Linked DNA regions of Mus musculus: region 2 is linked to region 1. A link is a loop called in an ENCODE intact Hi-C map of the cell type or tissue named here. Cell type or tissue: left cerebral cortex. All regions are shown on one strand. Links, peaks and the distances in the headings refer to the core of each region. The heading gives the core; the rest is flanking DNA.

Region 1 (10,786 bases), core at 1,789-9,788:
AGGGGCCTATGTGTGTCTGTCACACATATGTGTATATAGGTTGAGGAGCAGGAAGACTCTAGGGAATTAAATCAGATTGTCAGGCTTTGATACCAAATAACTTTCACTTGGTGAACCTTTCTGCTAGCCTTCAATTTATTTACTTTTATTTTATAAATATAGGTATTTTAGCCTGAGCAAAATACACCATTTGTATACATTATCTACAAAGAACAAAAGAAGGTGAGTGATCCCCTGAATTGGGAGTTGTAGGCAGTTATGAGCTAAATGTGGCTGAGTCCTTTGGAAGAGCAGCCAGTGATTCTGTTTGTTTGGGTGGGGGGTTATTTTGTTTTCTTTTGTTTGTTGCTCTGAGACAGGGTTCCCTGGCTGTCCTGGAACTCACTCCATAGATCAGGCTGGCCATGAACTCAGAGCTAAAGGAGTGCTCTACACCAATCCTGGCATCAGTGTTCTTAATTACTGAGCCATCTCTTAGCTCCAGAATTTTATGTTCTTTAAATTGATTGTAGTTTTAAGTCTCTGATCAAAATGCAGCTTGTAAATATTTTCAAATATTCTAGGTTTGTCTTCACATTACCTTTCTTTTTTTTAATTTTGTTTTTAGTGCTAGGATTAAAGGCATCTACCACTATGCACAGCTTATCTTGCTAATTTTAAATACTGTCCCACTGTTTATTCCTTTCTTAAAACCTGTCAATCTCAGTTGGGCATGGCGGTGTGTACCATTTATCCCAGCATTTTAGGGAGCTATGTTTAAGGCCAACCAGTCTACCTATCAAGTCCCAAGACTTCCTTCGAGGACTACCTACTATGACCCTGTCTTTAAAAACAGAAAGTAAGAAAAAAAAAAAGCCAGGCTGGGTGTCTTTAATCCCAGCACTTGGGAGACAGAGGCAGGTGATCTCTCAAAAAACAAAATAATAATTAATAATAAACAACAACAACAACAAAAGTACTGCATTTTTACCTGAAAAAGCAGCAGCACAAAGCGTGAGAATCAAAGACAAACAGTAACGGGACACCCACCTAAGAAGAAACTGTCATCCCTGTCAGCCCCACAGCCTTATCTGAGCAGAAAGTAAATAACGGTAAGTTATTCTCTCGACAACTCCCTGGCGATGCTTACCTGGAAAGAGTCCATGCAGACAGGACTGGAGGCCAGCTCCTCATCCACCGCATCTAGCTTCTCCATGAAAACACTGTCTCTGCTCTGCTTTGGTTTGGGAGGAGGTGGAGGCCCCATGGGCACGACCTCAGCACTGATGTGCCTGAGGGCAGGGGTGGCGGCTTTTTCAACCTGATTAAAAAAGGACACTGTGTTAGGAAGAGAGGAGGGAGAGGGAAAGGCGGGTCTTCCACATGCACTTATCGTGGCCATTTTCCTCTTTTCTAGATGCAGACAGATGAATGGCAACTTCAACACACAGATCTAACTAGCTATCATCTTATTTCCAATGAAGCAAACAGAACACTACTTGGCTTTAAAGATAGTATGTAACACATGAGAACTCAGAAAACTTCTCTGCCATGACTAGGTCTCAGTCGTCTCTTAACTGTTCATTCCCTTGAGGAACTTTGAAAAAAATGAAAACCCAAAATCCCACTGATAGATCAGCTACTTATAAAAAGCAGCCAGTGCTCATCTAGTGTGTAAAGTCTCCTTGTCTGACGCTGATTACCTCTGACAACATGCCACTCTCCTCATCTGTCTCGGCCACTTCAGAAGACAGCCGCAGTCTGGATCTCTTCACTCCCCGTGGAGACGAAGCAGTGCTTTCAACATCACTTTCCAATAAGCTCTAAAACAAACCCAGGGCGCTCTCATGTGTGTGCCCCAACCTCCGTCCAGAGCACGAAATGTCACAACAGAATAAAGCACAAAATACCAGTCATTTGGGATTTGGGTCGGTAGGATGGCACAGCAGAAGACTGGGTGTAAGCAACCAAGCCTGGCAACCTGAATCCAACTCCCAAGATCCACATGGTAGAAGGGAAGAATCTACTCTTATCAGAATGTCCTCTCATCTCTACCACCAAACTGTGGCACACGCACACAAACAAACAAACAACCCCACACACAGGTATATACATGCATATATACATACACACATATATAATATGTGTCATAGAAAGAATATGTCATGCATATAATAATTGTATATGTCACAGAAAAAAATGAATTTTCAATGACTTAATAGCCTAGAGATGGAAAGATGGCAGGAATCAAATCTTTCACCTCATCTCGTCATAAACTGTTAAAGGGTAAGGCATTAACAAAAAAACAAACATAAAGAAGAAGAAAACCTTTTTTATAAAAGGCCAACCGTGGTGGCTCACACCTTTAATTCCAGCACTCAGGAGGCAGAGGCAGGAGGATCTCTATGACTTTGAGGCTAGCTTGATATACCTAGGGAACTCTAGGCTAGCTACAGCTACATAATGAGACCCTTTCTCAAAAATAAAATAAAAAATAAAATAAATTAACAACAACAACAACAATAAAGCTCATGAACAGGAAAACTCACGCCACAGTACATAAAGGTCTCTATCAGGGGATACATGAAGTCACACCAGGTGATAGGTATAGAGCTGATGTAACTATAAAGAAACAGTAGCTACCATCAAGACTTCAGGGTTGGGGTACAACTTGTCTGTTGGTTTCTCAAACAGGGCTTAAAACATATTGTTAGCTAAGGATAAAGTTGAATCCCTGACCCTCCCACCTGCACGTCCCAGGTACTGAAACTATAGTTCACCTTTGTGTTATATGTTATACTTCATAATTATATTTAAATATTTAGGGAGTTTAAAGAACACAATAACACCTCACAGCAAAGCAATTTCTAGGAGAAGCATGCTTCAATCATCTCCCTAGAATGGGTGACAACACTAATTCCCCAAGTCAGCCCTTCCTATGAAGCCCAGCTTCACTCTCTACTAACAATGAGCACCCGCTGACCTCTTCAGCTGTCTCATCCTCCTCTTCCTCATCTGGCGAATACTCTTCATCTGAGGAGTCATCTTCTTCAAGGTGAATATCCACAAACTGGGGAGGCTGCTTTAATAGAAACACGCACACGAAAGTGGGGGTGGGGTTCCAGAAAGACTGCTCAGCAGCTAGAGGCACAGCCCAGCGACCTGAGTTCCCCCTCAGGACCAGCATAGCAGAAGGAGAGAAGTAATTCCCACAACTGTCTGTCCTCTAACCTGCACAGGCCATGGCAGGCGCTCCCTCCACTCACACACACGTGAATACATAAATATAAAGTAACAAAGACAAAGAAACGGAATAGGGTGGGAGACTAGAAAGCTCGGGGCAGAATGCATGCTCACTATGCATAAGGCTCTGGCTTCTAGCAGCAGCAGCAGCAGCCAGATGGGAAAAAGAAAGAGGAGGAGGGAGAGAAAAAGAGAAGGAGGGAGGGAGGCAAGGAGGGAGGGAGGGGAAGCACAGATCACACACATTTGGAAAATAAAGTGAAGATATTAGGGAGATAATAATTCTATGAGTGTAATGTACAGCCATATCAAATAACACAGGCAGTATTTGTATAATTCCACAAGGTAGAAGGTTAGGTGTAACAGAATGGAAAAACCCAAACCTGTAAATAAAAGAAGACAGGTCTACAAGATAGTGAATACAGAAGAAATAGTTAGGTTTCAAAACTGATGAAGTATTTTGGAAAAAGAGTAACAATGACTGCTTCTAAGTTTACCTTAATTTCACTGGCTTTCTTAATTGGTGAAATATTCCAAGTTGGAATTACCTATTAAAAAGAATGCACGTAATAACATGAAGCTGTTTTTCCTTTTACTAATAATCAGAGAGAGCCATCTGCTTAGTAAGTAGCTAGAGTGGGCTATAAGTGTTGACTGTCACTAAGCACAGTACACTAAAGTATCTGCAGGATGTATGATCCCAGCACTTGCAGGGCTCAGAGGAAGAATGTCAAGAGCTCAGAAGAGCCTGGACTACTCAGTAAGATCCCGGTCAGCCTGGGTCATAACATGTGACCTGCCTCAAGCAACCCACCACCACACCACCAAAGCTTCATAGCTAGCAGAAGGGAGCACTACCCAAGGATGAAGCCTGGACGCCCTTGACCCGTGCCAGGGTACCTCAGGAAAAACTGGGCGGGGCTCTCACACTCAGAATTCCATGTATATTAGGCAAGATCACACTGAGCTAAGAGTCCCAGCCTACACAGAATTCTATCAAGAGGCAAACCCAGGCCACAGTCGTTCATGACTTCCTTCTCTGTGAATAACCTGGAACGAGATTCTACTTCCCAAGATAAAGAGAAACTCCAGAACACATACCACTCCTTTCTCCACTACTTCCTTCAGTTTAGAGCGGGTCATCTTAGGCTCCTAAGAAGGGACATACAATTATGATGTCATTTTTCAAGTCTGAGATGTGTCAAGTTGTTTACAAATGCCTACATGGCCTCCCACACTTGGAAAGCCTGACACGAAGCTACTCACAAACAGCGGCATGTCTTCTGTCTCACTGATGGCTGCCTTCATCATAGCCACAACATGTTCATTTGTGATTACTTCCTGGGGGGGGAGAGAGGAAATCCCACGTTAGGCCAAAGGCTTTGCCATCAGGACTATAGTCAACTGTACATAACTCTGCAGCTACAATTGTGGAGGATAAATAGTAGCTAGATTCTCAAACAGCTTCAACCTGGGGTCAAGTGAGGCAACTAAAGAGAAAGAAGACAGCCGGGTGTGGTGGCGCACGCCTTTAATCCCAGCACTCGGGAGGCAGAGGCAGGCAGATTTCTGAGTTCGAGGCCAGCCTGGTCTACAGAGTTCCAGGACAGCCAGGGCTACAGAGAAACCCTGTCTCAAAAAACCAAAAACCAAAAACCAAAAAAAATAAAAAAAAGAGAGAAAGAAGACAAATGCAATCCTTGAAACAATGTAACAGCAAATGGCCCCACTCATTACCTGCTACTGGAACCAGGAATATGCATACCAGGTAAGAGGTGGAAGAGAATTAGGTATCAAAGGCATTTTTTTTTTTTTAAATCTTGCTAAGGATAGAACCCTGGCCACGCTTGTGCATACTAAGCAAATACTCTGCTAGCTCTCAAAGGCATTCCTTACATATGTACAAAGCACTACCAACTACAATAGCTGTTTTTCTGACCTGGTCCATTATTGATCTACTCAGTGGAAGGAAGTATAGGTAGGTCATTTTCTCATCACAGGTGTGTACTGAGTGCATGCTGAGTGCAGAGAGGCAGCTATCTCAGGATGTAAAACACCTTGTCATACACAGAAGACAAAATTGCCAATCACAAAGCAGGAGTGGAGGGCTTAGGTATCTGCTCTCTCTGGAAGTTTCCGTGCAGACTGAGCAGCAGCCCACGGTGACTCACATGCAGGATGTTTCGGACATTGACTGCCGTCAGATTGTGCTGCTTGGCGCCATCCTCCAAGGTGCGGTCCAGCATGTCATCCAGTTTCGGGTCATACACCATCGTCCCTTGCTCCGGACCCTTTCCATCTCGTTTCCTCTTAGTACCCTTTTTAGTTTTTTTCTTTTTATCACTTTCTTCACTGTCTTGCTCTTCTGCAAATGAACCAAGAAGAACATCACCAGGATCTCCTAAAATACTCCTCTAGGAACTTCGGTCCAAACCAGCAGTGAAAGAAAACCAACCTGGCTGCTGTCTGACTCAGAAAACCAAACAGCATGATGCAGCAGTGATGGTTTATCATGAAGTTGGCAATGGTACTATGGAACTAGGCATAACAGCTAACACTCAGCTAGGCACTGGTAGTGAGCACCTTCGATCCCAGAACTAGGAAGCAGAGGCCAGCTTGGTCTACACAGTGATTTCCAGAAGAGCCAGTAAGAGCTAAATAGTGAGACCTTGTCTCGAATAAAACAAAACAAGATAGCTAACACAAGCCAGGAAGTACTGGCACATACCTTTAATCTGATCTCTATAGACAGAGACAAAAGCAGGCAGATCTCTGATTTTGAGGCCAGCCTAGTCTATAGAAAGAGTTCCAAGACAGTCAAGGCTAGACAGAAACACCCTGTCTCAAAATAACAAAAACAAAAACAAACAAACAAAAAACCAAACGCTCTTTCTCTCTCCCTCTTACTCTAGCCTTTCTTTTCTCTCTCCCTTTCCCCTACTCTCCTTTTGGCCATGGCTGGTCTCTCTCTCTCTCTCTTTCTACCTTTTCTCTTTCCCCTGCTTTTCTACAACAAAGCTCTAAAACCATTTTTAAAAAAAAGAGAGAGAAGGAAGAAGAGAAAAAACTGACACTCATAAAACATATCCTGGCAACCTATTTGATAGAGACTATTAATTTTCCCATTGTTCAGATTAAAAAACTGAAACAGAGAAGAAGTATCCCTGCCAGATCTAGTGGCAAATCTCTAGCACCTTGGGACAAGAAGGCAGGAGGATCACACATTCCAGGCCACAAAAGTACAGAGAGAATATGAGCTACATAAAGAACCTTGCTTGGGCTGGAGAGATGGCTCAGTGGTAAGAGCACTGACTGCTCTTCCAGAGGTTTTGAATTCAATTCCCAGCAACCACATGGTGGCTCACAGCCATCTATCCTGAAGTGTGATGCCCTCTTCTGGCATGCAGGTATACAAACAGATAGCACACTCATACATATAAAATAATTTCTTTTTTAAAAGAAACCCTGGGGGCTGTAGGGTAATGGCTCAGCGGTAAAAACACTGACTGCTCTTCCGATGGTCCTGAGTTCAATTCCCAGCAACCACATGGTGGCTCACAGCCATCTATAATGAGATCTGATGCCCTCTTCTGGTGTGTCTGAAGACAGCTACAGTGTACTTACATATAATAAATAAATAAATCTTAAAAAAAAAAAAAAGAAAGAACCTCTGCTTTTCTGGGCATGCTGACCATGCACCTTTAATCCCAGAAAGAGGCAGCAGATCTATTACTTCACAGCCAACCTGGTCTACATGGCAGGATTCAGTCTAGCCAGGGTTACACAGTAAGACTGTATGGAAAGAAAGGAAGACGAGAGGGGTGCTAGAGAAATGGCTCAGTGGTTAAGAGCACTGATTTCTCTTCAATTAGAAGCATCCACACGGTGGCTCACAAGTGTCTGTAACTCCAGCTCCAGGGGATCTGATTGCCTGTGGTCGCAGCAGGCACGTATGTACAAATAACCATGCAGGCAAAAAGTTTATCTCATATAGTTTTAAAAAGAATATGCGCCTAAACCTGCAAAGACTTGATGAACCAGGGTGGGGGGGATGGGGGAGGGTGTCCCTACCCTCTCAGAGGAGAAGGGAATGGGGGATGGGGAGGGATTCTGTGAGGGGGAGACTGAGATGGGGGGCCGCTAGACTGGCATGTAAAACAAGCAAGCAAACAAACAAACAAAGAAATGAAATCTACAGGATAATATATTAAATGAGACTTAGGAAAATATTTATAAAATATAAAAAATAAGAGGGGCTTGAGACCAAGCCTAACTGCCAAGCCCTGGAACCCACATGGCAAAAGGAAAGAACCAATTTCTCCAAGTTGTCCTCTGACATCCATAGGTACACCATGGCACCACTCCCTAAACAATACATATTCAACCCATACATACATACATACATACACACATACATACATACATACATACAACCTATTTCATTCAATTTGCATAAGGTCCCTAGTGGGAAGATAGATGTATTTTACTGAAGAAAATACTGGAGATTCCATCACCATGGTAACATAGTTAATTTATTAAATTGGTACAGAAATCTAGAATTTGACATATTATCTGATCTGTGTGGATTAACAATTTCACTGCAGAGTCTAGAATTAGATTTGGTATGTGTTGAATATCTGGATATGATATCATTTCCTATACTAGCACTTCTAACATATATAACCTTTAATAAAAGAAGAAAGAAAGAAAGAAAGAAAGAAAGAAAGAAAGAAAGAGAAGAGAAGAGAAGAGAAGAGAAGAGAAGAGAAGAGAAGAGAAAAACAATGAATAAGATGGTACACACCAGAGCTGGAGAAAATGGCTCAGTGGTTAAGAACACTGACTGCTCTTCCTGAGTTCAATTCCCAGCAACCACATGGTGGCTCACAACCATCTGTAATGGGTTCTGATGCCTTCTTTTGGTGTGTCTGAAGACAGCAACAGTGTACTCACATACATGAAATAAATAAATAAATCTTTAAAAAAAAAAAAAAAAAAAGATGGTACATACCAATAATGCCAGTTCTTGATGAATAGAGGCAGAAGAATTAGGAGTTCAAGGCCAGCCTGAGTTACATGAGACATAGTCTTTAAAAAAAAAAAAAAAACAAAAACAAAAACAAAAAAAAACCAAAAAACCAAGAGACCCACTCCTGGAAGCTTATATCTATAATCTCCCATAACCTTAAAGGCTGAAACAAGAGAAGTGCTTCAAGTTGAGATATAGGCCAGCAGAGGTGAGATCCTATCTCAAAAACAAATACAAAAATAAAAGGGCCGGAGAGCTGGCTCACTGATTAAGAGAATGTACTGCTCAAACTGAGGTTTGAATCTCAGCACCCCTATCAGGTGGCACACAACTGCCTGTAACCAAAGTGACAGCTTTGGTCTCCAAGGGCACCCACATCACATGCACACACACACACACACACACACACACACACACACACACACACACACACATGTATATATATAATGAACTAAGAGTAAAAAAAAATTTTTTTTTTTTGGTTTTTGTGAGACAGGGCTTCTCTGTGTAGCCCTGGCTGTCCTGGAACTCACTAGGCTTTCCTGAAACTCAGAAATCCACCTGCCTCTGCCTCCCAAGAGCTGAGATTAAAGGCGCATGCCACCACACCAGGCCCACCCTCCAAAAAAATTTTTTTTAAAGAACACATACACAAAGGTGCTATAATGGTTTTTTGTTTTGTTTTGTTTCTGACACAGGATCCTTGATATTTAGCCCAGGCTAGCCTTCAACTTCTGCAACTTCTGATCTTCCAAAGTGCTAGATTTTAGGTAAATGATACTACACTAGATATCAATCATATACTGAAGCCAAACATTCTAATTCTAGACCCTGCAGTAAAACTGTTTATCTGATCCATACAGATCAGATAAAGTCAGAAAACCTAGGCTTGGGTCTCAATTTCACATACCATGGTAATGGAGTCTCCAATATTTTCTTTTGTAAAATATGGCTAACCATGCATTAAGAATTTGACGCAAATTAAAGGAAACAAAACTTATCCAAGTATTTTAAAGCCAATGAAATATACTACACAACTATAATTTAGCAGCTGAGTGTAATTTAGCATGCCTTCAGTCCCAGCACTCAAAAGGCAGAGACAGATGGATCTCTGCAAGTTCAAGACCAGTCTTGTCTACAGAGTGAGCTCCAGGACAGCCAGGGCTACACAGAGAAACCCTGTCTCAAAATAACAACAAAAACAACAACAATAATGTTTCATTATCACACCATTTGTGCTATAAAAAGGAAACAAGGAACAATAACTTAAACATATCCTCTGAACTTACACAAGAGAGAGGGAGGTAAAGTATCCCTGCTCTACAGAAAAGCAGCACATATAATCTGACAAATGGGAAAACTTGGCTGTAGGATTCTGACAAATTAGAAGAGATTATCACAGACATATCAACAAGGCAAATCCCTCTCTGGTATCTCTAGTTTGCTGCTATTTGAAAAACATGGAGTTACCAAAGACTAAGATTAACATAATCTGAGCCGGGCGTGGTGGCGCACTCCTTTAATTCCAGCACTCTGGAGGCAGAGGCAGGTGGATTTCTGAGTTCGAGGGCAGCCTGGTCTACAGAGTGAGCTCCAGGACAGCCAGGGCTACACAGAGAAACCCTGTCTCCAAAAAACAAAAAACAACAACAAAAAAAGATTAACATAATCTTCTATGTTTAAGACAAAGCACACTGGATGCTGGAGAGTGGGTTCGGAACACTAGCTGTTCTGTCACAGAAGCCAGGTTCAGCTCCCAGCACCCACACAGTAGCCCATTACTATTTTAACTCCAGTTCCACAGGACCAGACATACTCTTCTGGCTTCTACAGGCACCAGGCACACTCATATACATAAAATAAAAATAAATAAATCTTAAAAGAACCCCCTTATGAAAGCTGGGGTTTACTTAATGGGTAAAGTGCTTACCATACAAACATGAGTTCAATCCTCAGCATGCACATAAAAATTAGGCACAGCAGGGCGTGGTGGCACACGTATTTAATCCCAGCACTTGGGAGGCAGAGGCAGGCGGATTTCTGAGTTCAAGGCCAGCCTGGTCTACAGAGTGAGTTACAGGACAGCCAGGGCTACACAGAGAAACCCTGTTTCGAAAAACCAAAAAAAATATATATAGGCACAATGGTGCTTTCCCTGGGTTCAGTGAATGACATAAACCTGTAATTCCCACAGTTTAAGAGGCAGCAGCCAGGCGTGGTCGCGCACACCTTTAATCCCAGCACGGGAGGCAGAGGCAGGCAGACTTCTGAGTTAGGGCCAACTTGGTCTACAAAGTGAGTTCCAGGACAGCCAGGGCTACACAGAGAAACCCTGTCTCGAAAAAAAAAAAGAGGCAGAAGCAAGACAGTCAGACACCAAATCACAGATTTAAGAAACTCTATAAGGCTGGGTGGCAGTGGCACATGCCTTTAATCCTCGGGAGAAGAGCAGGACTGGGCTAGGATATGTCACAGATGGTAGTTTGCCTAGCACACACCAAGCACTTCCTTATTACCCCAGAAGCACAGACTGTG
Region 2 (10,786 bases), core at 1,604-9,603, 47 kb before region 1:
CTCTTCTAACATGTCCTTGCCTTGCCCTGCTTCCTTACTGCCAGGCACAGTACTGGCCTCGTGGAGGGGGCCACTGCCCACCAACTCAGGGGGCTCCTTGCTCTTGTAGGGTTTGCTGTCACAGACCTGCAAGGGCGACTCTAGGTTAAAAATGCCCTGACCTTCCTATGTCTCAGGCCTCCCCAAGGCAAGGCCTCTGCTGGTGCTCAGCAAGTCAGCCAGCATGCTTTTAAATAGTAGGAGTCTGTTTCTAATGAGGACTCCATTTGTGATACTAATCAACTCACTGTGAAGATCCAAAGTTATCTTTACTCCGTTTTGCTCACAGGTTTATTTGATGAAAAGAAAGGGAAACCTAAGGAGACAATTGTAGGGCCTACCCACAATGATATCACACAGAAGCAGACTTCATAGAGGATGTCCCCAGACAATAACAAGTCTATAAGGAAGTACTTTAACTACAGTTTTACTCTCCATTTCTAGAAGCATTAGTTTTATTCATTTTATGCATATCATGGCTGTGCATATTCATTTTATGCATATTTTTATGCATATTCATGTCTGTGCACCATGTGCCTATGGTGCTGAGTCCAGAGGAAAGCACTGGATCCCCTAGAACTGGAGTTATAGACAGTTGTGAGCTGCCGTGTAGGTGCAGGGAAAAGAAGCAACGGCCTTTGGAAGGCCAGCCAGTGTTCTTAACTGCTGCACTATCCCTCCAACCACCAGTGTTCTGAGACTGAGGCTTTATGTTCGCTCCATGCTATACAGTGTTTGTTTCCCAGCCCCTGGTCTCTGTCTCCCAAGATGTGAACACCATATTCAAATCAAAGACTGTTTTTTTTTTCCTTAAAAAAAAAAAAAAAAAAAGCCTACAGCACCCAGTATTCCCAGGTGGTCTCCCATTCAAATACTAACCAGGCCTCGCCCTGCTTAGCTTCCAAGACCAGACAAGATCGAGTGCATTCAGGGTGGTATGGCCGTAGGTCATAGATTGTTTAAAAAGGAAAATCCAGATAGGAAGTTGGGGAGCATACCTTTAATTCCAAGACCTGGGAGGCAGAAGCAGATGGATCTCTGTGAGTTAGACACTAGCCTGGTCTATAGAGTAAATTCCAGGACAGTCAAGGATATACAGAGACACCCAACTGTAATCCCAGCACTTAAGCAGTGGAGGCAGGAGTCCAAGGCTCACTACATGGTCAATACAGCAAGGGCTACATGAGGCTTTATCTTAAAAATTTAAAAGCAACCAACATCACCTCAGAAAAAAAGGCAAAAAAATCTAAAGCTGAAGATGTAGCTCAATCGGTGGAGTGCTTGCCTACCATAAAAGGAGCCCTGGGTTTGATCTCAGCTACACATAAATTGAGTGTGGGATTTATGTCCATAGTCCTAAAACTCAAAAGATACAGACAGAAGGATGGTGAGTTTGGGGTCAAGCTGGGTTATGTAACAAGTCACTGTCTCAAGACCAAACAACAAGACAAACCATGACAACAAAAGGAAAAATCCGCCCATGTCCTTTGGCTTTGAGAGAGGGTGTTACCATCCCAGGCTGCCCTCACAATTGTGATGTAGCTGAGTATGACCTAGAACTTCTGATCTTCCTGCTTTTACCTCCTTCTCATGCGGAGTTTACAGGCCAGGCATCTGGCTCCATTTTAGATTTTGTAGAAGGGTCCATTTATTTTATGTATGTGCACATCTGTGTATTGCATATAATCTGATGTATATGATCACTTTATAAATTCAAAAAGACACCAACCTGTAGTAGCAGAACAGCACCTATGAGGAGTGTTGGCACACACCTTCACTCCCAGCTGGCAGAGCAGAGGTAGGAGGGTGTGAGCCCCCAGCCCCATGCCAACAAAGCCCCAGCATCTGCAGTGACATCGAGGCCTGGGCAGTCCCCACATCAAGCGCCTTTCTCACCTTGCTGCTGCAGTGACAATTTCTCCTTTTGCTCTTCTTCAGCTTAGATTCGGGACCTCCCTCATGGCAGGAACAGGAACAGTCCTTGGCTGCTTCAGGCCATTCGGTGTCCTACAACAAACCCCGGCTTCCTTAGCCGCCCACTACTTTCAGAACTGAGAGAAACAGCTGAGTTGAGAGGCCTCCCACTCCTCTTTGAGAATGTACCATCTTATCACTGAGGGGACACTGGTTACAGTCCCTTAAGAATCCCTGAAGAGTCCACAATGATCCAAAGAAAGAGGCATGCCATAGGCCCAGGACAAACTTAAGTCAAACAGATTTTAAAGAAGAAATGCACTGGGGAACTCCAGAGTAGATCCAGGTCAGACTTTCTGACTCCTGGTGTATTCTCTAAACTCTTAGAAATGGCTTTGTACAGTGACTCTACTCAATAAAGCCAAAACCCGAGAACTGTAATTAACTCGATGCACAAGTTCTCAAGGCCATTTATTTACTCAAAAGCTTTGCAGACAGACACTAAAGAAATGTGGCTTTAAGAGGCTAGAGAGGCTAGCTAGCTAGAGGGCTGGAGAGATGGCTCAGGGGTTAAGAGTGCTGCCAGTTCTTCCAGAGGTCCTGGGTTCAATTCCCAGGACCCACATGGTGGCTCACAACCATCTGTAAAAGGGATCTGTTGCCCTCAAGACAGCTACAGTGTACTCATATACGTAAAATGAATAAATAGGTTTTTGTTTTTTTTTTTTTTTAAAAGAGGTTAGCTAGAGAAACAGCTTGGCAGTTAAGAGAGTGGCTGCTCTTTCAGAGCATCCAGGTTTGATTCCTAGTACCCACATGGTGGCTCTCTGATGGCCTCTTCTGACGTCTATGGGCACCAGGCACAATATGGTTGGTACAGAGATGTACATGCAGACAAACATGTAAGCATATAAATTAAATTTAAAAGCAAACAAAAGAAAACCCACAGATTTAAAGACTTCTGATTGGGCGTGGAGGGATTTGCCTTGGATTCCCTTACTGGGAAGGCAAAAGTAGGCCTTGTCCTGAGTTCCAGGACAGCTAGGGCTACACAGAGAAACAATGTATCAAATAAAACAAAACCCCCCCACAGCCCCCCCCCCAAAAAAAAAGACAGGCAGACAGCAGATAGACAACATCTTAGGCCAGTGAGATGGCTCAGTGGGTAAGGAACCTGTCCTGAGGCTTGAGAGCCGGAGTTGAGTCCCTGGAACCCAAACGGCAGAAGGAGAAAATCAAAACCAGCTGTCTTCTTCTACCACCAAAAATGTTCCATGGCGTCCATGCATTCCCCATACACACAACATACATGAACGTAAAACAACAAACACTCCCCAGAGTCGCCAACACCTCTAATTACATCATCAGGAAGACAAACAGCTAATCTAGAGGCTAAGCTGGTCTATATAGTAAATTCCAGGGCCAGGGCTACACAGATAAGCTCTACTTACTACAACAACAACAAATCTTTAGAAATAAATTAATTTGGGGGAACTAAAGAGATGGCTCGGTAGCAAAAGCAATTACGTACTGCTCTTGCAGAGAAATTAAGTTTAGGAGTCCGCAAAGTAAGAGGCACATAAACCGCCTCTTCCGGTCTCTGTGTGCACCTACATTCACACTGACATTTTCCTACACAGAAACACATTGTTCTCTAAGATTACTACATCTACTACATACACATATGTGCATACATGCACACTAACATACATATGGAGGTCTGACCATAGGGACCTGATTTCAATCTCTTGTCACCAGGCTGTGATCCATCTTAGCCCAAGGCTTTTCTGGTACTAAGTATGAGCAGACTCTCCAACTAGAAATAAGTCATATACATCAGTAGCTCAACACTGACAGATGAAGAGTCTCACTCTGGCATTAGCTTGTCTATGCACTTCAGTTACATAAGTAAAACCCACTGCAGTATTGATATGACAATTTCATGAACTAATTAATAACCTATATGATGCTGTCACGTATAATACAACTGCTACATTTGCCAGTTGTAAATTATCATTATTTCTTCCAGGGGAAAAAGTTAAAAAAAAAACCCCAAAGGTAAGAAACATGGCAGCTCTGAGCTAGGATAAAAGCATGAAATACCTAGGGGTATTTTGCTTGATTGTTTTGTATTTGTTCCCTTTCTTTCTTGAGGGAGGGTTTCACTATGTAGCCTAAGCTACCTTTGAAGCAGCACAATATGCCTGCCTCAGCCTCGAGGGGTAGGAATGCCATCATGCCTGGCTGTGATTCCTTCTAACGAGGCTTGATGGGTGCTCCTCCCAACTACTCATGGATCCTCCACGGCAGCCTCACCTGTGGTGTGTGCCCCATAAGCATCTCCAAGCTTAAGACTTGCAGCTATCCTATACACACCACTGATAAGTACAAAGTAGAATTCACAGCGAGAAAGAAGCAGCTATTTCCCCCACAGCATGCATACCTTATCTTGATGCTGGACCCCAATCTCTTTTCGCCTCTTGCTCTTGGAGGCTGTGGACACCTTGGCGGGCTCTTCATCCTCTTCCACATCAGGGAGTATCACTTCTTCAAAGCCATCAAACTAAATGAGAGTTGGTGGCAGTGAGTAGACTTGGGGATCCAACCCCTGCCCCAGGCAGTCTTTCCCCTTGACAACCTATACCTCATACTCTTTCTCTTCAGTCCAATTGATCTCTTCAAAGTCACCCATCCTGCTAGCTGCTGGGCGCAGATGATCAAAAAAGATGGAGAACTCATCCTGTAGGTGGTCGTGGCCTCTGAGGAGCTGCCACATCTGTGTCTTGAGCTGGGGAAAGTTGTGAAGGCTAAGAAGACATCAGCAGAACACCCCTAGACTGCGCTAAACCCGTCCCCATGAAGCCCACATTCTGCCTTCGACAGAGCCTAACTAACTTTTTTGATTTTTAAATTATTTTATTTTTAAATTAAGTGTGTGTGTGTGTGTGTGTGTGTGTGTGTGTGTGTGTGTGTGTGTGTGTGTGTGTAAACCACAGCACACCTGTGGAACTCAAATGACAACAACTTCTAGGAGTCAGTTCTCCCCTTCTACCATGTGGATTCCAGGGAGCAAACTCAGGTATTCAGGCTTGGCAGTGAGTGCGCACAGGCCACTGTGTGCCTTGGAAAGTAATTAATTAACACAAACTCATTCAGGTCTCAGGGGTTTAATTTAAGACACCAGGCAGCTAACAAGTTTACCAGGTAAGCCATCTCCTCGGCCCATGCATCCTATCTTTGATAAATAAGAATTTTCAAGCTTTTCCCTGCTTGCTTGCCTACAGCGGTGGGAGTTGGGTAGGGAGGGAGAATATTAGTCACAAATGCAATTCCCAAAGACAGTACTATCCATTCCTGCCTGACTGGTCCCCCGCATAAGCAAACCCTTCAGCACCCACTTTCTTCAACCTCTCTCCTAGACCACTGATGAGTGGCAGTCAGGCTCTGGATTGTCCCTCTGCTTCATACTATACTATAGTAGCTAAGTCAAAAAACACCCTTGCTTTCTGCATCTCCTTAGTTTATGGTACTCCAGAGGGAAATGATATGGAACACATTAGGCAGGTACAGAAGTGACGGTTAGGAGGCAGGACATGGGTGCTGGAGACAAGAGCACTTGAGGGCCCGGGATAGGTTCCCAGTACATGGTAATTCATGACCATCTGTAACTCTAGTTCCAAGAAATACAATGCCCTCTTCTAACTTCTGCAGGCACCAGGCATGCATCTGATGCACAAAGATATGTACATAACACAACCATACACATAGAATCAATAAAGCGAGCGGGAAGGAACAAGCTGCCGGGAAGTGGGATGGGAAGCACCTCGGCGATGTCCTGAGGAAGGCAGTCTGCACAGCCCTGAAGAACCTTGATGATCTTCTGGTGGTGGGAGGGGTTCTCGGCAAAACAGATCTCCAGCTGCCGGAGGAACTTTCGACTTTTCTCAAAAGCCTGCTGCTCCTCAAACTATCAGAGCGGAAGGAAGACAAGAAAGGAGTCACTATACAGCTAAGCCGGACAGGAAGGCTCTGAGAAGAGCTAAGAGCAATGGGTCAGAGGCACTGCTCATGACAGGTGTCTATTTAAAATCCAAGAAACGGTTATGTGAAAGATTTAATAGATATGTATCTCTCTCTTACTAGTAGGAGGCTGAGACAGAAGGATTCTAAGGTCAAAGTCAGCATGGGGTACACATGAGGATTATCTCAAAACAAATAAGAGATATATATATCTAAAGTTCTTCATTATTTTATTTTATGGATTATAAAATAAGATATTTAAACCCAAATGGAACGTCAGAGTGTACAAATTACTTCTACATATAAGTTCCTTTGATCCTCAATAGTAAAGCCAGAGGGAAGATGGACATTAAATGTATAGTTAAGCCACCATAAAATGAGCACCAATCTGTCAAAATGATGAGGTTACTCTTTATTCCTGTCTCTTTTTCTACCTGTCAGAACAAGAAGACTAGTCTAGAACTGATATTGCATATTCATATTCATTCCCCCACCCCCTTCTCACTCCCTGTCTCTTCCTCCCAAGCACAGGAATTACTTAGGAGTCACCACGCACAACATGTGTTTCCTCCCATTTCAACTCTTAGTCTCCAACTCTTGGTCTTTTTGAAGACAGGCTTTCACTATGGACCACAGAATCCAGAATTCTGAACAGGCATCAGACCTAGGCTGGCTATGAATCAGCAGCAATCATTCTGGCTCAGCTTCCTGAGTGCTGAAATTATAAGCATGTATACACACAGACACATACACACACAAGCACACACACAGACACACACATACACACACACAGACATACATAGACATTACATACAGACATACACATACACACAAACCATCTCCTTGCCCATTTACAATTCTCTAGTCTCTTGCTTATCTTATCTTGCTCTAGTTTTCTGTGAAATAATTATCATCATAAAAGATAATGTACTATATACTTGACTATTTTTATGATCTTATGTTACAGACTTTTTTGAGACTGAAGGCTCTTTTGAGGGCAGAGAAATTAATATCTTTTTAATTGCTATTGTTAGCATCAAGATTTGTCTGACACTAAACAATTGCTTAGTATAAAGGAGATGGGGCATGACAGCACACGCCTTTAATCCCAGCACTTGAGGGGCAGAGGCAGGAGGATCTCCGTGCAGCATCACCTAAACAATGAGTTCTAGGCCAACAGGGGCTACCTAGAAAGTCCATATATTTTAAAAAAATTTTTAAATGTACTTTTCAGAAGGGAGGGCAGAGTGTGACGTATCAAGATCTCCACTTGTACTACAGATAAAACCCTGTAAACAAACGGGAAAACTGGAACTGTCTTGATTGGCTGCATTGGAGCCCCTCTGCCTCTGCCCCGGAGTCAGCTGTAAAGTCTTTGCCCGTCAAAGTGGACTTACGAGTCCACACGACAGGGCTTGCTCAGGCAGCAGGAAAGCAGCAAAGTCCTTCAAGAGCTGAGGCCAGTCTTGGAGAAGGGTTTGCAAGCTTTTGAAGAGATCCACAGCGCTGTGCATTTGGGTGCTTGACTCAAATTCATAGATGATCTGAAGGAAATCTTCGTATTTGCCAGGGGTGTGCTGGAGAGCTTCACGTACCTACAAGGAATACTTGCACTGGTCAGCATCCTTCTGTGGGCCTGCAATCCTAACCGACAAGGGCACAGAAGGCAGCTGTGCTCACACGGCTCTGAGAGCTCCCTTCACAGGCACTCCTCTGACCCAAGGAGTAACAACACACAGAACAAACAGCAAGGCACAACTCCTTTCCTCGGAGGGGCAACTGGACAGCCTTTAACCCTTTAAAAACCAGGGACTGATTTTCACGGGTTCTGACTTCAGCACTGCATCATCCAGGTAAGGCATATGGATATGAATTCTAAGACACGTCATACCAAGGTACAGAATACACAAACTTAGAATGTTACTAAAACAATAACAGAAGGAAAAAGTCATGCCTACCCCTCGGAGGGCCTCCCTTTGCTGAGTTAACTAAGGAGGAAGCGGCACAGTGTGCCTAGACACGCAAGACCGAGGTTCGCTCCCGAGCCCAGCTCTCCCAGCCTGCACACCCTGAGTGTTCAGTGAAGGTCCTATGTCAGCCCAATCTGGGAAGTCACAACTTGCCATTGAGGGGGGCAATAGCCTAATCTCTGCGTGAAAGAGAGGTGAGATGAGTGAGGGTAGGGGCACCGATGACCAAGCCACACGTCTCCTGCCGGTTGTTAGAGAACGCAGTGGCAGACACAAAGTCTACTGTGCACCTAGAGAAAAGACTTAGTTTTTGGTTGTGCTGGGGCTGACCCAGTCTTGCCCATGCTAGAATGCTAGACAAGTACTCTGCTGCTAAGCTACCTCCACCCCCACCCCCAGCCCCAATCATGTTTAAAGCTTCTTCCTCCAAAGCAGCAGCTACAAATGCGCAGACTGACAGGAATGGCAGCAGTTGCCTACCCTGGTGAGATAAGCCTGTGCGAACGCCAGGTCCTTCTGCTCCCTGAGTGGGTCCCGGTCGAGAATGTCCTCATCATACAGCAACAGCAGCTTGGAGGTGTCCTTGCTGGCCCGAGCCCGACTTCCCCGTTTGTTTCGAGCCCGATGACTGCTCCGTCCCTTTCCAGCAGCTTTGATGCTCTCCCCTTGGAGTAGTGAAAAAGATTCCTTCTCAATCCCTGAAACTGTGCTATCCAGCGTAAAGGCCACCCCGTGCACTCCGACTAATATCACGGCACAGCTAGGGAAGAATAGCTAGGTCAGCAGCAGAGCCAGCCTCCAGGACAGCACCAGCACTGCGCAGTGCACCACACGCCCTTCAACAGTGTCCGGGACGCAAGCTGACCAGGAGTTCTGCAGCTGAGAAAGGAGTCCAAGGCTGGGAAGGGGGAGAGGTGGCCTAACAGAAATACCACCTGAGCTACCTAAAAACGACAGAAGAGAAGTTGAAGGAGGAACATGAAGGCCAAACAGCTCTTAGCCTCAGGCACACAAGAGGCAAGAACCACGGAAAAAACAAGGGCAACCTAGTGTAAACCGGGTGTTGATGAGGATTTAAGGCTCTGCAGAGGGGCGGTTCTCGTCTGTCTGGGGAAGGAAGAGAAGCTCCAGGTGACAAAGCGCACTCTGCACTCTGTCTCTGGGCAATGCAGCTTGGAGAGCTGCTGCACTTACCTGCGGGGGCTATGCTGGTCTCTATTTCTGGAGCAGTCTGAGGTGAGGCCAAGGTAGAAGGGGGTTTCTTGGCAGCATCTCCAACGGCTTCATCGTTCACTTCATCCTCTTTTTGCAAGGTTTCCATTCCTTCTGCCTCTTCTTCCTCCTCTTCTTCTGGCTCAGAGTTCTCCTCCTGGGAGTTCTCTTCCTCAGACTCACCCTCCTGACTCATCCTCCTTTCAGATGCCAGCCAAGTCAGTTTCTCCATTGTTTCCTAAAAGCACCATTTTGTTGAGGTTTTGTCTGCTGCTCTGCATTGTAATGATAAAATGTGTACCAGAAGGTCTACTTATGAGTGATTTCTCCTGCATGCCATCTTTTGTTGTGCAAACCTTGTTCCTTAATTTAAAGATACTGGTTGAATAAAAATGGCTACAACCATTAGCAGAGGGATTAGACATAGGCAGGCTTTTTAGTTACCTGCTGGTGCATGGCAGAAAAGCTAAGACAGAGAAAATGAGGAAGAGGAGAGAGGAGTGGAACCATGAGCACACGGCCAGGAGAAACAGCAAGTCTTTGGGGAACACCGCAGGGCAGGCAGCCAGGCCAGAGGCAAAGCAGGGCCAACACTGAGAACCAGAGAAGCCTGAGGTCCTGAGGACAGCTTTGCTTAGCAACTTTTTATACCTTCTCTTCTCCTTCTCCTCTATTTATTCCTTTGCTTCATCTCTGTATGGCTGGGGATTGAATCAGGGCCTTGCACATGTTAAGTACATGTGCTACGTTGGTTTGGTTTGGTTTGCTTTGGTTTTTAAAGACAAGATTTGCTTGGATGTCCTGGAACTAACTATATACACCAGGCTGGCCTGGAACGCAGAGATCTGCCTGCCTTTGCCTTGCAAGTGCTGGGACTTGGTGTGCAACACCATACCCGACAGGTACACTAGCTCTACTGTTTAGCTATTCCTCAATTCTTATGACTATTTAAAATTATTTTTAATTATTACTGTATCATTTTTAAGTTTTGCATGTGTGTAGATCTGTGCACCACATGCCTGCAAATGGCATCAAATTCCCTCCAACGGGAGTTACTATGGGTCAAGAGTAGCCATGTGGGTGCTGTGACTAAAACCTGCCATCTGATGGAAGAACAAGTGACCCTTAGTGAAGAGCCATCTCTCCAGCATTTATGGGCTATTATTTTAAAGTCACACTTGCTGATGGCTGTGTACAAGCCCCGAGGAACATGAATGCCATGGCACATGTGACGGGTCCCTGGAAAATTCATGATAGTCAGTCTCTATTATACCACGTGGTACCAGGGTGAGCGACAGGTAACTTTACCCATGGCGTCCTTGCCATGAAGAGTTTTTGTTTGCTTGCTTATTTGTTTGTTTTTGTGGCATGTAATGTATGTTCTAGGCAGTCAGTGAGGCGACTCAACAGGTATAGACACCTGCGATCGAGTCTGACCACAGAGCTCAGCTCCTGGGACCCACATGATGGAAGGAGATAGCCACGTGACCTGGTCCTTTGACCTCTGCACATGTCATCACATAGACTCACCATACAAATTAATGAATAGCGTAAAACATTTAAAAAAAAATTAAGTGTGCTCAAGTAACTCAAATTAACACTTCAATGAGTTCAATTCAAAGAACATGTCC

What was found. Hi-C counts contacts between places; a loop is a spot of excess contacts. Peaks named below come from ENCODE experiments on the same cell type or tissue, not always from the same donor. Only the 100,000 strongest peaks of a DNase experiment are listed, where the experiment ranks them.
Region 2: a loop joins it to region 1, with 1.8 times the contacts of the local background. A loop is called at or near these places in 7 of 42 quality-filtered maps.

The regions. Positions count from the first base shown.
Region 1 is chr3:88,849,403-88,860,188 of GRCm38, reverse strand. It overlaps Gon4l (gon-4-like (C.elegans)), which reads right to left. Exons shown (of 33, transcript NM_001242372.1): 4 at 5,394-5,584; 5 at 4,489-4,563; 6 at 4,324-4,374; 7 at 3,720-3,770; 8 at 2,963-3,061; 9 at 1,683-1,802; 10 at 1,130-1,300. Among named protein-coding and RNA genes, the nearest start is that of Gm23054, 8.1 kb to the left of the region's middle. In left cerebral cortex, for the core only: a CTCF peak has its summit at 6,679; a DNase peak (open chromatin) is centred at 3,322.
Region 2 is chr3:88,896,712-88,907,497 of GRCm38, reverse strand. It overlaps Gon4l (gon-4-like (C.elegans)), which reads right to left. Exons shown (of 33, transcript NM_001242372.1): 23 at 9,138-9,393; 24 at 8,424-8,608; 25 at 7,371-7,568; 26 at 5,777-5,920; 27 at 4,598-4,741; 28 at 4,397-4,516; 29 at 1,936-2,046; 30 at 1-126. It overlaps Gm40091 (a long non-coding RNA gene), which reads left to right and starts at 7,741. Exons shown (of 2, transcript XR_867449.3): 1 at 7,741-7,826. It also overlaps the pseudogene n-R5s197. In left cerebral cortex, for the core only: no CTCF peak of the experiment used is centred there; DNase peaks (open chromatin) are centred at 2,091 and 6,568.